Regions from separate parts of the Homo sapiens genome. Here region 1 is linked to region 2. A link is an interaction called in ENCODE POLR2A ChIA-PET data of the cell type or tissue named here. Cell type or tissue: Panc1. All regions are shown on one strand. Each heading gives the region's core, and the rest is flanking DNA. Links, peaks and the distances in the headings are about the cores only.

Evidence for each region. ChIA-PET counts read pairs that join two places held together with the same protein. Peaks named below come from ENCODE experiments on the same cell type or tissue, not always from the same donor. Only the 100,000 strongest peaks of a DNase experiment are listed, where the experiment ranks them.
Region 1: POLR2A ChIA-PET joins it to region 2 with 23 read pairs; 2 of 35 experiments call an interaction of 5 or more read pairs at or near these places.

The regions. Positions count from the first base shown.
Region 1 is chr11:113,946,264-113,954,698 of GRCh38, reverse strand. HTR3B (5-hydroxytryptamine receptor 3B) reads right to left here. Exons shown (of 9, transcript NM_006028.5): 9 at 5,620-8,435. Among named protein-coding and RNA genes, the nearest start is that of HTR3A, 25 kb to the left of the region's middle. RefSeq lists an enhancer at 2,181-2,734. In Panc1, for the core only: no CTCF peak of the experiment used is centred there; no DNase peak of the experiment used is centred there; H3K27me3 peaks cover 488 bases.
Region 2 is chr11:113,856,224-113,864,658 of GRCh38, reverse strand. All of the region lies in intron 1 of USP28 (ubiquitin specific peptidase 28), which reads left to right. It also overlaps the pseudogene RNU6-1107P. Among named protein-coding and RNA genes, the nearest start is that of USP28, 15 kb to the left of the region's middle. In Panc1, for the core only: no CTCF peak of the experiment used is centred there; no DNase peak of the experiment used is centred there; H3K27ac peaks cover 646 bases.

The sequences.
Region 1 (8,435 bases), core at 153-8,152, 90 kb before region 2:
CCTTCCAGGGATAGCCAATTCCTAGAGATAGCAAACAACTCGCCTACAAGCAAACTTTTCAAATACAAACCAATCCAGTGCCCACATCCCCAGTAACCTTTTTTATCAGGTTCTCATACTCCAGGCCACTATCCACATGCCCTAATCATCTCAGAGCCGGATATCAGACAACTAGGGAGAGCTGCCATGCCCCAGAGTCCCCTGAAATGATTCACGCTAGCCCGTCCTAAGCCTGCTTACCCTGCCTTACCTGCTCTTTCCCGCAGAAACAATTAAGGCTCTTCCTCACAGCGCCTCCCCACCCCCTAACCCTGTAATCAACCTGGGTGTTTTCTGCTTGCATGCCCCACTTCCCACGGTGAAGTGTGGCTCATGCTCCCCTGTTGGGAACTAGGAATAATAAACTATCTTTTCCAGCAATTGTCTCCTGATCTGTTGGCCTTGCCAATACCTCAAATTTTGTATTAGTATGATATATTTTAAAGCAAGGGCAGAGCCAAAAAGGATCCCCTTCCATGAAGCCTGAAGTTTTATCTTTAATATGGAATCAACCTAAGTGTCCATCAATAGATGAATGCATAAAGAAAATGTGGTACATACACACAATGAAATATTATTCAGCTATAAAAAAGAATTAAATTGTCATTTGCAGCATGAATGGAACTGGAGGTCATTATGTTAAGTGAAATAAGCCAGGCACAGAAAGACAAGCATTGCATGTTCCCATTTATATGTGGGAGCTAAAAACAAAACAAAACAAAACAAAACAGTTGAACTCATGGAGATAGCAGAACGATGGTTACCAGAGGCTGGGAAAGGTAGTGGGGAGGGAGGGGGGGTAAAGAGGAAATAGTTAATGGGTACAAAATCCAGTTAGATAGAAGGAATGAGATCTAGTGACCAGTAGCACAATAGGACAACTATAGTCAACAATAATTTATTGTACATTTCAAAATAACCAAAGAGTGAGGCCGGGCGCAGTGGCTCATGCCTGTAATCCCAACGGTTTGGGAGGCTGAGGTGGGTGGATCACTGGATGTCAGGAGCTCGGGACCAGCTTGGCCAACGTGGCGAAACCCTGTCTCTACTAAAAAATACAAAAATTAGCTAGACCTGCTGGTGTGTACCCGTAATCCCAGCTACTCAGGAGGCTGAGGCAGGATAATCGCTGGAACCCAGGAGGCGGAGGTTGCAGTGAGCTGAGATCGTGCCACTGCACTCCAGCCTGGGTGACAGAGCGAGACTCTGTCTCAAAGCAAACAAATAAATAAAACCCAAAATAACTGGACAGTGGAGTTGGAATGTTCCTAACACAAAAAAATGATAAATTCTTGAGATGATGGATATTTCAGTTACCCTGATTTGAGCATTACACATTGTATACTTGTATCAAAATATCACATGTACCCTATAAATATGTACCCCTAATAATTAAAAATAAAATATTTTTAAAAATAAAGTTGTATCTTTAAGGTTTTATTCTAAATTTTTGTTTCTTCACCAAAATATATCAGTATGTATTTTCATAGGAAAGTAAATAATTCTCGTAACAATATACTGTTGAGTAAAACCAATGCTTTAGAAGGGAAATCATGTTCATTCTGGGGTTTTGAGTATAGCTAGCACACTGCTGAGCCATGCTAGGGATAATATACCCCAGGTTGAAAATGTGGCATGAACTCATTTCACCAGTTTGTATTTCAGAACAGATTAATTTTAAATGACTGTATTTAAAAGGCATTGGCACAGTGGAAGGATTTTTGGTCTCATTTGTGCACAGTGTCCGGGAAGGTAGATTTGGGAAGAACACAACAGTGAGATGTCCTTTGGGCAGTGTGCCGACATAGGTCCCTGGGTAGATACGCGTGGGAAAGAGGAAGGAATGAGAAGAAACTTCAGCTATTGCACAACTTGGCCAAAGCCAGCCCCGCGTGCAAAAGGGCAGGTGGTGGGAAGAGACCGCAGGAGAATGGGGCTGGGGTAGAGAAGGAGGCTTGTGGAAGGAAGAGCTGCAAGCCGAGACTGGGCAGGGATATGGGGAGAAAAAGAACTGCCAACAGCACCCGATTCCCTTGCTCTCAGCCTGGCGCTCTTCAAAGAGGATGAGCAGGGTGACCAGGAGCTGGCTGTCCACATGCAGCCCGGGTTACCAGTGACACTGAGGAGGGATGACCTTCCCGCTAGACTTACACACACCCCAGGCCTTCAAAGGCCAACACAGGCTGTGGGAGAGGTACAGAGGGTAAGGTAAAGGGGGAGCAAGGGGCTCCCTCTCACTCAGATCTGTAGTCTTGCCTGACACAGAGGCCGCCCACAGCCCAGCAGTTCCTTCCACCCCTGCAGAAAACCTTGATGCAATTCCTGCTTTATAGCCTCTGCCAAATGAAGCACAAACTTAATTACATCACCTCCCCGACAGGACGGGGAGCAGCGTGCTGGGCTTCTTCAGCCCCCTAATCTAATCACTGGCGTGGGTCATTTCAATTACGGACACCAGAGTGTGGGGGGAGCGTGGCTGCTCATAAAAGCCTCCATGCTGTTGCTCAGCTAATTATGAAGCTCTTACTGTCTCCGCAGGTAAATAAGTCAGGACTGAGCAGTTCCGGCTGCTGAGATGGAGTCTGATCGAGGGAACAGGACAAGGTAGGCTAAGCTCGACAGGGTGATGGCTGAGGTGGAGCCCAGGGTCACAGAGGGGGTTGCAAGGAAGGAAGCCCGGCCTTCCCGAAGGGCTCTCTGCCCTGAGGAGACAATCCACCATGCAAGAATTGATTGGTGGATTTTACCTTAAAACCCAAGCTCTGAAGTTTCCTAGAAGCCTCAGAGCCACAGGGCAGGATAAAATTCAGACTCCACCCACTTCTACTAACCTTGCCTTAACATGTGTCATTAGATCTCTGAGAAGGGAGAGCATCTGGGGAAGCCTTGAGGCTGAGCTGAGAGGAGGATGCATTCTAGCAACGGCACTTTCACTCTGGCTCCCCTCATGGCCACTCTCATTTGCTTCCCGGTTCTGGCTCATCCAGGCTGGGACGTCAGACCCCAGGAGACGTGCTGTGTCACAGTGGTTTAAAAGGTGAAAAACTCAGCTTCCTTTATCATGGCAGCTACTGCTCCTCTAGGACAACTGCAAAAGGTGTGGCGGGTATCTTGGGAGGAAAAGGAGACCCTCTGCCACCTGATTATTGGCAATACTCAAGGCTGCAGAGGCTCGGGGAGGTCATCAGAGCAGCACTCAGAAGTCGTCTTGTAATATAATTGAGGCCAGGCGTGGTGGCTCACACCTGTAATCCCAGCACTTTGGGAGGCTGAGGTGGGAGGATCACCTGAGGTCAGAAGTTCGAGACCAGCCTGGCCAACATGGTGAAACCCTGTCTCTACTAAAAATACAAAAATTAGCCAAGTGTGGTGGCGCATGCCTGTAGTCCCAACTACTCAGGAGGCTGAGACACAAGAATCGCTTGAACCCAGGAGGTGGAGACTGCAGTGAGCCAAGATCGCACCACCGCACTCCAGCCTGGGCGACAGAGTGAGACTCTGTCTCAAAAAAAAGAAAAAAAAAAAAGAAATATAATTAAGAGAGCCAAGTACAAAGGGGGAAGATCCCTGGAGAACCCCTGACCAGCCCGCATGCTGGAAGAGCAGGGTAGAGCCATGGAAAGTTCGTGCCCTCTGCGGGGAGGAGAAGCCTGGCCTCTCTCTCCTGTTCTGGGATGTGGTAACTAGGAATTCAATTTGTGAGGTGGGAAAACTGGCTAGCAGACTCTCGCTTTGCTGAGAGTCCCTATTTCCATTTTTTTTTTTTTTTTTTTTTTTTTTTTGCCCAGTAAATTCCATTTTCAAAGTGTCTGCAAGCCTAATTTTTCATGGCTGTATGACAAGGACTCTGTTTTTAGCTGTACTAAGGAGAAAGTTCTACAACATGATGAACTGGGGCTGCCTGGCTGGCCTGGGAGTTAACTAAGTCTTTGTTCTAGACATCAGTGAAGTCCCCAGAACTGGAGCTGTGATTTCTTGGTGAGTGCTGAAACCACCTTGGATTCTGCGAAAGAGCAGATGGTAGGAGTGCTCACAGCTGGGAGAATCCCATTTTTGCTCTGTTCCTCAGTTTCCTTTCTCTATGAAACAGGAATCATGAAATGTATGAACATTTGGAGGGGCTGAGCTAAAGCTGCTCTGCAAATAAGGGCTGCTGGCACCCCATATTCCTCCCACCACAGAGGGACACTATTCCAGGAGGAGATCTGTAGTGCCATTTGTTCATGATGTTGTCGAAGAAAAGAGTCAAACTCTGTAAAATATTGGAAGAGATTTATTCTGAGCCAAATATGTGTGACCACGGCCAGTGACACAGCCCCCAGGAGACCCTGAGAACATGTGCCCAAGGTGGTCAGGGCACAGCTTGGTTTTGTACGTTTTAGGGAGACATGAGACATCAATCAAATACATTTAAGATACATATTGATTCCGTCCAGAAAGGGGGGACAACTTAAAGCCAGTGGGGCAAGGGGTTTCAGATCCTAAGTAGATTTAAAATTTTTGTGATTGGCTATTGTTTAAAAGAGTTATTGTCAATAGAAAGGAATGTCTGGATTATGGTAAGTGGTTGTGGAGACCAAAGTTTTATCATGCAGATGAAGCTTCCAGGCAGCAGGCTTCAGAGAGAGTAGATTGTAAATGTTTCTTTTCTTTTTTTTTTTTTTTGAGACAGAGTCTCACTCTGTTGCCCAGGCTGGAGTGCAGTGGTGCGATCTCAGGTCACCGCAACCTCTACCTCCCAGGTTCAAGCAATTCTTCTGCCTCAGCCTTCCAAGTAGCTGGGATTACAGGCATGTGCCGCCATGCCCAGCTAATTTTTGTATTTTTAGTAGAGATGGGGTTTCATTATGTTGGCCAGGCTGGTCTTGAATTCCTGACCTCAAGTGATCCACCCGCCTCGGCCTCCCAAAGTGCTGGGATTACAGACATGAGCCACTGCGCCCAGCCAGATTGTAAATGTTTCTTATCAGACTTAAGATCTGTATTGATGTTAATGCTGGTGCTGGTCAACTTTTCCTGAATTCCGAAAGAGAGGAGGGCATCATGAGGCATTTCCGACCCCCGCTGCCCATCATGGCCTGAACCCCAGTCTTTGGGATGTCCTCACTGAAAGGATGGAGTCCATTCAGATGGTTGGGGGGCCCTTAGAATTTTATTTTTGGTTTACAATGTCATTGCTTCAGGATGCAGGCCTGACTCTGGGGCTTTGAATGAGTTCTGGGCTGCAGTTGTGATTAAGGCCACTTGCCACTAGACGAAGGAAGTGTACCGGGGACCAGTTTGGCGGCCAGGCTTCACTCTTAAAGGGCTGCTTGTTAGAGGCTGATGTAAAGAACCTGGGCAATGTCATCTGCGAATGGAACAAAGGTGAGCTTCATGTGAGATGGACTGGGAAGTCCCTTTGGCAACCCCTGCCACACAAGTTTCTCTGTAAGGAGGCATGTGATGACTTCAGCCCTTGGCCTTTGGATCCTATAATAGTGGAACAACTGGAGGAGAGTACCAGACCCCATGACTGGATTCTGATAGAGGGAGCTGGAAATCAGATCCCACACCAAAAACTCAAGACTGGAGTCCATCTGTTGATAGCAAGCAGGTCTTATCTTTATTTTGTGATGCATTATTTACTTTTTTTTAAATTATACTTTAAGTTTTAGGGTACATGTGCACAACGTGCAGGTTTGTTACATATGTATACACGTGCCACGTTGCTGTGCTGCACCCATTAACATTAGGTATATCTTCTAATGCTATCCCTCCCCCTTCCCAAAGCACTTTAAACTTTTTTTTTTTTTTGAGATAGAGTTTAGCTCTTGTTGCCCGGGCTGGAGTGCAATGGCACGATCTCGGCTCACCGCAACCTCCACCTCCTGGGTTCAAGCGATTCTCCTGCCTCAGCCCCCCGAGTAGGTGGGATTACAGGCATGTGCCACCACGCCTGGCTAATTTTGTATTTTTAGTAGAGACAGGGTTTCTCCATGTTGGTCAGGCTGGTCTCAAACTCCTGACCTCAGGTAATCCACCCACCTCAGCCTCCCAAAGTGTTGGGATTATAGGCGTGAGCCACCACGCCCCATTATTTACTTTTCAAAGCATTGTTCAATACATTTTTTCATTTTGATCCTCATAACTCTTTGATAGGGGTAGAGCAAATATAAACAGCCCCAATTTCAAATAAGGTAAGTTGAAGTCTGAGAAGTTAAGCTCACAGAGGTCCCCTGGCTAGGTAATGGCAGAGCCAGGACCGTAATCATCAGGACTCCTGACTCTGACACTGGTGCTTTCTCTAAGACATAGTTGGGAAGGAGAGAGACCCCACAGTGAGGAGTTCACCTCAGGCCTTTTCCTCCTTTCCTCCTCTGTTAACTGGAGGAGGAAGTGGAGAAAGCCAGAATCGACATGGATGGCAAGCTAAGGTGACATCAGGACCGTGATGCCTAACTGAGCACGTCAAAGCAGAGGAGGCCAGCAGTAGAAAGTAGGAAGTGAGGAAGGAAACAGGTGGAGGTTTGCATGGACACTTCCTGTTCACAAACTTCTTATGTTCCTCATTTCATTAACAGCAGCAGTGGAATTTCATGGACAATTGGCGCTGAGCACTAACTGGGAGGTAATGAGAGAGGGAAGATGCAGGTAAAGGCTGTTTGAATTTAAATTCTTTTTCTTTGGGGGGATGGAGGGGGGCAGATTTTTCTAAAGGCAATTTTAGTGCTGGAAAAAGTTTCTAGCAAACAGCTTTTGGACTTTTGTGTCTTCTACTGACAGCGTTAAGACTGTCAGCAGGTCTCCAGCCTGCCAGCCTACTCTGCAGAATCTGGACTTGCTAAACCTCCGGAATCACTAGTGTTATGGGCTGAAATATGTCCCCTTTGTCTGCTGCCCACTCCCCAAAATTCATATGTTGACATCCTAACCCCTAGTACTCAGAATATGACTGTTTGAACATAGGGCCTTGAAAAAAGTGATTAAGGTTAAAAGAGGTCACTAGGATGGACCCTAAACCAACAACACTGGTGCCCTTGTTAGAAGAGAAAATCTGGACACAGACATGAGCATGCACAGAGGAAAGGTCATGTGAAAACAAAGCAAGAAGTCAGCAACCTGCAAGCCAAGGACAGGGCTCAGAAGAAAGCCACCCACCCTGTTTGCACCTTGATCTTAGGCTTCTAGCTTCCAGACTGGTGAGAAAATAAATCTCTCTTAAAGCAACTTAGTGTGTAGTATTTCCTAGCTGACTAGTTCAGGGACAGTGGATTATAACTTCCTTGAAGCAAAGGACCGTGAACTATGCCTGTCCTCCCACTCCATGCATTGCCCCTTGTGTGTGGACTAAATGATGTGCTAGACTGGGCTTAGAAGCCTTGGCACCTGCTACTAAAATACAGAAAATTAGCTGGGTGTGGTGGCATGCACCTGTAGTTCCAGCTACTCGGGAGGCTGAGGCAGGGGAATTGCTTGAACCCGGGAGGTGGAGGTTACAGTGAGCCAAGATTGCACCACTGCACTCCAATCTGGTGACAGAGCAAGACTCTGCCTCAAAAAAAAAAAAAGAAGCCTTGGCACCTGGGTTCTCTCCAGTGGGGATGCACTGCTGAAGGGGCACAGGAAGAGGGTGGAGGCAGTGGACTTAGCTGGGAAGTGGTAACAAGAGCCTCAGAAGGTGAGGGATATGGCAGGAATTTTATGCTCTGGTTGGTTGGTACCAGGTTGACCATGGGAATCACAACAAGTGAATAATAACCTGTGCTGACTTATTTTGTATTCTCTGGTGTGCCTAACATAATGCCTAGGACTTAATACTCAATAAAGGTTTTGTTGAATGGGTGACTGAATAAATGGCCAAGGCAGGGCTGGAAGATGGAGCTATCTTACACTTTTTAAAAAACTGCTTAACCATACATAGATGCATGTGTGTGCCTAGAAATCTTCTGGAAGAAATTACTAACAGTGGTTGCTTTGGGTGAGTGGACTGGGATAAGAAGGAAAGTTTACTTTTTTACTGTATACTCATACTGTTTATACATTTTCATGAACATATGATCCTTGGGTCACACAGCAGACTATTAGGTGTATGAAGCTGGACTCAATGGAGAGGCAATGAAGGCAGAAAGCCTTTTATTTTATTTTTTTTGAGACAGGGTCTTGCTCTGTCACCCAGGCTGGGGTGCAGTGGTGCAATCATGGCTCACTGCAGCCTTGAAATCCTGGGCTCAAGCAATCCTCCCACCTCAACCTCCCAAGTAGCTGAGAGTACAGGCATGAGCCACTATGCCCAGCTATTTATTTATTTATTTATTTATTTATTTATTTATTTATTTACTGGTAGAGATGTGGTCTCACTATGTTGCTCTGGCTGGTCTCGAACTCCTGGGCTCAAGCAATCCTCCTGCTATGGC
Region 2 (8,435 bases), core at 150-8,149:
AAATGCTGAGTAAGAGGAAACTTTGCTTGCCTGACTACTTGAGCTGGGACATTGATTTTCCTTGGTCCTGGCACTGGAACTTAGACAACCATCAGCTCTTTTGGTTCACAGGACTTCAGACTCAGACTGGAACTTACACACTCAACTTTCCTGGTTCTTGGGTCTCATACTTACACTAACACTACACCGCTGGTCTCCTGGTTCTCCAGCTTGCTAACTGCAGATCTTGAGACTTCTCAGTCTCCGCAGTCATGTGAGCCAATTCCTTATAATAAATTTCACCTCTTATATTTATCTCCTTTTGCTTCTGTTTCTCTGGGGAACTCTGACTAGTACAGTTTTCCAGTTCATGAACCTGGATGTTTTTCAATTTATTTAGGTCTTTAACTTCTTTCATCAGTTTTTTTACCTTTTTTTTGAGACAGAGTCTCACTCTGTTGCCCAGGCTGGAGTGCAGTGGTGAGATCTTGGCTCACTGCAGCCTCCACCTCTGGAGTTCAAGGGATTCTCCCGCCTCAGCCTCCCGAGTAGCTGGGACTACAGGCACATGCCACCATGCCTGGCTAATTTTTTGTATTTTTAGTAGAGATGGGGGTTTCACCATGTTGGCCAGGCTGGTCTCAAACTCCTGACCTCAGGTGATCCATCCGCCTCAGCTTCCCAAAGTGCTGGGATTACAGGCGTGAGCCACCGTGACCAGCAATTTTTTTTTTCGAGACGGAGTCTCGCTGTGTCGCCCAGGCTGGAGTGCAGTGGCGCGATCTCGGCTCACTGCAAGCTCCGCCTCCCGGGTTCATGCCATTCTCCTGCCTCAGCCTCCCGAGTAGCTGGGACTACAGGCGCCGGCCACCATGCCCGGCTAATTTTTTGTATTTTTAGTAGAGACAGGGTTTCACCGTGTTAGTCAGGATGGTCTCGATCTCCTGACCTTGTGATCCGGCCGCCTCAGCCTCCCAAAGTGCTGGGATTACAGGCGTGAGCCACCGCGCCCGGCCTAATTTTTTTTTTTTTTTTTGAGACAGGGTCTCACTCTGTTGCCAGGCTGGAGCGCAGTGGCACAATGTTGGCTCACTGCAACCTCCATCTTCTGGGCTCAAGCAATCCTCCCACTTCAGCCTTCTGAGAAGCTGGGACTACAGGCACGCGCCACCACACCCGACTAATTTTTGTGTTTTCTGTAGAGATGTGTTTTGCCACGTTGCTCAGGCTGGTCTCGAACACTTCAGCTCAAGCAATCTGCCCGCCTCAGCCTCCCAAAGTGCTGGGATTACAGGTGTGAGCCATCGCACCCAGCCTCAGCAGTGACCCACTGCGCCCGGCCCAGGTTTTTTACCTCTTTGGTCAAATTTATTCCTAAGTATTTTATTCTTTAGGATGCTATTGTAAATGTAATTTTTTTTTAATTTCCTTTTTGATTTCTTATTGCTGTTTTATAAAAACACAACTGAATTTTGCCTGTTTACCTTGAAGCTGCTGAATTTGTTTACCAGCTCTGGTAACTTTTTTGCAGAATCTTTGGGATTTTGTATATATAGGATCATGTCATTTTGTGAATACTGTTTTACTTTTTTATACTTTATAATTTAGGTGCCATTTATTTTTTATTCTTGCCTGGTTGCTCTGGCTTAAACTTCCAGTACAGTGTTGAATAGCAGTGGTGAAAGTGGGCATCTTTGTCTTGTTCCTGATTTTAGGGGTAAAGCTTTCAGCCTTTCACCATTGAATATGATCTTAACTCTTGGTTTTTTTATAAAGGCCCTGTATCATGTTGAGGGAATTACCTTTTATTCCTAGTTTTCTGATTGTTTTTATTATGAATGTGTGTTGGATTTTGTCAGATGTTTTTCTGTATCAATCAAGGTGACCATTGTTTTTTTTCTCCTTCATTCTGTTGGTGTGGTATATCACATTGTTTGGTTTCCTTTTATGTTATTGGCAATGGCATTCTCTTAGGCATCCATTGCAAATGTATGACTAAGCTTTCTCTCTTCATTCTTTGAGATGTTCAGAGTATGTCCTACTTTGATGTTTTGCCTACCAGCATCCTGCCTCTCTCGTCACAGTTCGTTTACTCAGTAGCCCTGTAACTCAAGCTTTCTTTTCCTAGTGTCATCCCACGTTGAACCAGTTGTTCACGTGGGCTAGATTAATCCACTTAAATGCCTTTTCTTCCTTCGTATATCTTCCCTGCTGAGGAGCCTGCAGTGATTATCCATTGTTCATCAGATCAAACCTAAACTCTTCCTGACATTTAGAACCCTTTGTAATCCAATCCCACATCACCTCTCTGATCTCTGTTATTTATTTATTTGAGACAGAGTCTTGCTCTTGTCGCCCAGGCTGGAGTACAGTGGCGCAGTCTCAGCTCACTGCAACCTCCGCCTCCTGGGTTCAAGCCATTCTCCTGCCTTAGCCTCCCAAGTAGCTGGGATTACAGGCACCTGTCACCACACCCAGCTAATTTTTGTATTTTTAGTAGAGATGGGGTTTCACCGTGTTGGCCAGGCTGGTCTTGAACTCCTGACCTCAGGTGATCCGCCCGCCTCAGCCCCGTAAAGTGCTGGGATTACAGGCGTGAGCCACCACACCCAGCAATCTCTGTTATTTATTAAAAATAGAAACTACACACGAAGACCCAGCTAGTAATAACTTAAAATTTTACCATTGCTATATTTCTAAAACTGTAAGCATGTAAATTTGATTTCTCATATCTTTCCCTGATATTTTCCCAGTTTTTCAATTAGCCCTACCAATATGTTGTTAAAAATTGTATTTTCCTTCATTTTTGGAGATGTGTTCGATATGTTTGTCAGCCTCATTTCTCATATTTAGTTGGAACATGTATTCAAAGAAATGAAAAATATTGTCTTAATGTATTCTAAAATAAGGAAAAAGCAAGGTATAGGACATTATGTATCATATGAAAAAATATATTCATGTGCATAGACAATTTCGGGAAAGATAACAGAAACTGTTAATGGTAGTAGCCCCTGGGAAATAGAACTAGGTCGGGAAGAAGGTGATTTCCTTTTCATTTTATACCCTTTTGTACTATTGGAATCTCTTAGTACATGTGAAGAAAGAGATGGAAAAAATTTAAAAAGTAAATAATGATTAATTCCTTTTTTTTCTTGTTTTTAAGTCCCAGTTTTAACCCCTCTACATGATATAATAGTGGCTAAATTTTAAACACTTTTAATGGTTTTTAAAAACTTTAAGCCAGTTAATAAACTCAAACAGGCATTTTCATCATGTACTGACATTTGCATCATTCACAAAAATTATCAAGTAGTCTATTTCAGGGAATTTAGCTGTGTCCACAGAAAGCTGCTGTTTATCTTTTTTAGACAGCCATATTCTTATGGCTACTTTAGGTTTCTATTCCATGAATAAATTGGATCAGCAGGGCATTGTTGCTGGAAGAAAAACTGAAAAAATACCAAGGCTTTTGAGGGCCATTCCTTGTTTTATGGAGGTTGGAAAGGTTAGCAACCATCTCTGTTGTCCAGACAGAGGTGGTTTTTTTTTTTTTTTTGAGGTGTAGTCTCGCTTTGTCGCCCAGGCTGGAGTGGAATGCAGTGGTGCGATCTTGGCTCACTGCAACCTCCACCTCCAGGTTCACGCCAGGTTCTCCTGCCTCAGCCTCCCGAGTAGCTGGGACTACCGGTGCCTGCCACCTCGCCCATCTAATTTTTTGTGTTTTTAGTAGAGACGGAGTTTCACTGTGTTAGCCAGGATGGCCTCGGGCTCCTGACCTCGTGATCTGCCTGCCTCGGCCTCCCAAAGTGCTGGGATTACAGGCATGAGCCACCAAGCCCGGCCCTTATTTTTTTTTTTTTCGAGACACAGTCTTGCTCTGTTGTGCAGGCTGGAGTGCAGCGGTGCAATCTTGGCTCACTTCAAGCTCCGCCTCCCAGGTTCAAGCAATTCCTCTGCCTCAGCCTCCCGAGTAGCTGGGACTACAGGTGCCCGCCACCATGCCTGGCAAATTTTTGTATTTTTTTTTTCTTTAGTAGAGATGGGGTTTCACCATATTGGCCAGGCTGGTCTTGAACTCCTGACCTTGTGATCCGCCTGCCTTCACCTTCCAAAGTGCTGGGATCACAGACATGAGCCACTGCACCTGGCCAGAGTTTTTGGCATTGATACTATATGTTTTCTTTGACTCTTCAGTTGGTTTTGTTTTTGTTTTTTGTTTTTTCTTTTTTTTTTTTTTGCTTCCCTTGGGTACTTAAGTTTTATTTTATAATTGCGAACCAGATCTTTAGCTTTGGAAGGAATTTTATTAGGCACACCTTGGTAGTTCTTTGGAGTAAGGGAACATTTATTAATTATTTACTTAGTTGTAAATTTAGAAATGTCTTTGTAAGACTAGACAATTGATATCAGGAAATATGTGCATCAGAATGATGAAAATAGCATCACTGTTTGAAGGAATGGAATAACCTATAAAGCTTCTCATCACAATGCTAAATTAGGAGTTTTAACGATTAGTAATGAAATATTTTGCATTATTTCATCAGAGAGTTTTAACCTAGTTACTGTGGGATCAGGCCAGGTATTGATTGTTACAGAAACTTGATAGCTTAAGGTTTTTAGTGTCTGAATAATCTTGTTAATTGCTGATTGTGGGTGAGTTGTTTTTGCTCTAAGAAAATCTCCTTCCTGAGAAGTGGGCTAGATTGCACCAAAACCACTGAGTAGCAGTGAGGTCAAAAAGCTTGAGTTCCTTCCTGGTAAAGGTTTGTGTTTGCCTGTCTTTCTTTACTGCCTCTGGGCAAGAAAAGGGAGTACTTTTTGTTTTGTGAAAACAATGTGAATTTAGCTCAGGAAATGCAAACCTGTTGGCTCTTGCAAGTTATTTGACTTCATTGTGAGAGGAGTACAGGCTTTGTCTTGTCTCCTTGTTGGGTGTGTACTTTACATATAGCAAGGTAGAGTGAAGTTAATATTTAAATCCTCTTTCTGTGAAGTTCAGGTGAAGTGAGTTAGTAATATGGTAGGATCCTGATGGGTTTAGTGTTACTGTAAAATTAATATTTATATAAATATATATATATAGTACGAGGATTTGGAGTGCGGGTTCTGTTAAGAACTTTAGCTAAATCTTTACAAGACTGGGTCATGTCATAGCATTTGTATATGTATATAAATAATGCATGTGAAATTTGTTATTCATACCATACTCTTTACATTTTATTTTTATTTTTAAATTATGGAACACTTCATGAATTTGCATGTTATTCTTGCACAGGGTCCATGCTAATCTCTGTATTGTTCCAATTTTAGTTAATGTACTGCTCAAGCAAGCACTTAGACCCTTAATAGCTATGTGTTTTATAGCTATCTTTGATTTAGCTTTTAATTCAAGTCATTTGATGATAAATAGATTTTGTAAACCTTAATTTCCTAACGTGTGCAATGCCTGCCTTTGTTATTAGGATTACATGCATGTAAGGTGCCTGTTTCCTGTCATATGTTAAGCCAGGTATGGTGATGTGTGCCTGTAGTCCCAACAACCTGGAAGGCTGTGGTGGGAGGATCCTTTGAGTCCAGCAGTTAGGCCAGCCTGGTCAACATAGCGAGACCCCCATTTCCAAAAAGAAAAAAAAATTAAAGTAGTTGTTCAATAAATGTTAGTTCTCATTATTATCAGCACTGTCCTATGGATGATTCAAATTAGGCAGTGTACTGCATGATTCTTCCTTTAAAGAAGGCAAGAATTTCATATTTAAAACAATTAGAGAACAGGCCTGGCCCGGTGGCTCATGCCTGTAATCCCAACACTTTGGGAGGCCGAGGTGGGTGGATCACTTGAGGTAAGAGTTTGGGACCAGCCTGGCCAACATGATGAATCCTCATCTCTACTAAAAATACAAAAATTAGCTAGGCGTGGTGGTGGGTGCCTATAATCCCAGCTGCTCAGGTGGCTGAGGCAGGAGAATCGCTTGAACCCAAGAGGTGGAGTTTGCAGTGAGCTGAGATTGCGCCGCTGCGCTCCAGCCTGGGTGACAGCAAGACTCCGTCTCAAAAAAAATTAAAATAAAATAAAACAATTAGAGAACCACATGATGAGGAATATCAAGTGAAGACAGGGAGCCACATTCAGTCACAGGCGTATTCATTTCCTTAACATGGGAGATGAGAAAGGGGAGAGAACAGTATGGGCCAGAGTTCTTAGAAGGACTTCATATGGAGGAGGTAAGACAAATATAACCCCTGAATGTAGTTGGCATACCATAGTTTAATAATGTAGGTGGTATTACTAGTGATTTTAGGAGCAACAGTCTATGCATGAGAGAATGAGTTTGCAGTAAGGAACTGAGAGGAGAAAAGGTGGAACAGGCTAAGGGGGGATCAGGTAATGGTCTTTGAATGACAAGATGAGGAATTTGGATTTGAATTTCCATGTAGAACATTGTTGTTGGAGCTATACAAAATTATTTTACATAGTTGTCATCTCTACCCAGTAGCCTTTAAAAAAAGGTCACTAGGCCAGGTGCAGTGGCTCACGCCTGTAACCCCAGTACTTTGGGAGGCTGAGACAGGTGGATCACTTGAGGCCAGAAGTTTGAGACCAGCCTGGCCAACATGGAGAAACCCCATGTCTACTAAAAATAGGAAAACTAGCTGGGCGTGGTGGTGGGCACCCGTAGTCCCAACTACTCGGGAAGCTGAGGTGGGAGAGTCACCTGAGCCTGGGATGCCGAGGCTGCAGTGAGCTAAGATTGTACCATGCTATTGCACTCCAGTCTGGGCCACAGAGCGAGACCCTGTCTCAAAAAAAAAAGGAAACGAAAGAGTTTATTTTCCTTTCCTGATTGTGTTATCCCAGATATATTGATGTCCACTGCTACCTATTACAAAATGGAGAAAGAGGAATGGTAATATTACAGTGTAACTGACTTTAATCCAAGGTCAAATGTAAATAATTAGTAAATTAGTATTTGGATACTATATTTCATTGATTCACATTTATTTGGCATTCTGAGATCTCTGAGATCAAGATGTTCTTAACATTTTTACTATCATCCAAGTAGCAGATGTGATGTTGTCATTGTCTGCACTTGTATGAACCTGGTCATAGCTGTTACTATTGTTATAACAACAGTTGACAGTCTGTTAGTACCACATGGTTTACTTGCCATTGCGTATGTCACTTAAAAATTTACACTGTGATTCAACATTGAGATTAAAACAAAACAAAAAAACCAAAAAACCTGTGTATGAAGAAAGGCATGGAAGCAGAATGGCGGGGTATAAATTTGATTTTATATGAAGCAAAATATTTACCTTTGGAGGAATGTTTACAGTTTCAGATTTTCTTGCAAAGCTACAGTCAAGTGCTTTATGCAACCCAGAAGGGAAGATAGCATAAATGTATTATGCTGTGTTAAGTTTTGTTGCCGAGAAATATGTGAAAGAATTGCCTATCACATGCCAAGCAGTGCACCTGGAAGCAGGGGAAATTGCTGTATTCCTCAACATAAATGAAAAAGTTCAGAGATTTAAGAAGCTAGTGTGACTTATTTATATGTCTCCCAGGACTGCCGTGAAGACATTGTGTCATAGTTCAAGTGGCAGCAGTTTTCCTTTCTTTGTTTTCAACCGATGGCACCTTAGATTTAGTCAAATGTAATATTTACCTCTCTACTTCTGATGATAGCTGGTTTAGAACAGATTGCACTACTAAGTAATCAAACTTGTGATTGTATAAGGACAAGCAGATTTTTAAAATAAACTTGTTAGGGTGCAAAGATCAAGGTCAAAATATAAAAATAGGCTGGGTGTGGTGGCTCACACCTGTAATCCTAGCACTTTGGGAGGCTGAGGCAGGAGAATCGCTTGAACCCGGGAGTCGGAGGTTGCAGTGAGCCGAGATTGCTCCATTGCACTCCAGCCTGGGCGACACAGTGAGACTCTGTCTCAGAAATAAATAAATAAATAAAAATAAATAAAACATACAAGAATAAGATATTTGCGTTTTTTTGCATTAGATAGGTATTCTTGCCTATCTTTTTGTCTTCTCAGATACAGCGTGGTATAGTGCATCCCTTATCAGCAGTAACTTTGTGTAAAGTTAATCTCTCTGTGCCTCAGCTTTTTGTAGGACAGGCGTAATACCTATGTCATAGGTCTGTTATGAGGGTTCAGTGAGTTAAATTAGTTAATACTTGCTAAGTGTTTATAGCAGCACCTGGCTAAAAGTAAGCAGTATATGTTAGCTATTACTTTTTACTGGATTATTTTCTCTGAATCATAAATGTTAATTTTTATACAGAATAATTCCCAATGAAGATGGGATTATCCCATTGTTACCTTCTTGACGCTAGTTTGGTATTAATATACTACTGATTCCCCCTCTCGATTATTCCACCCTTTTTTGGGTATATTGATGTTGATCTTTTAGAAAATTATGTGTGATTTGTGTGAGA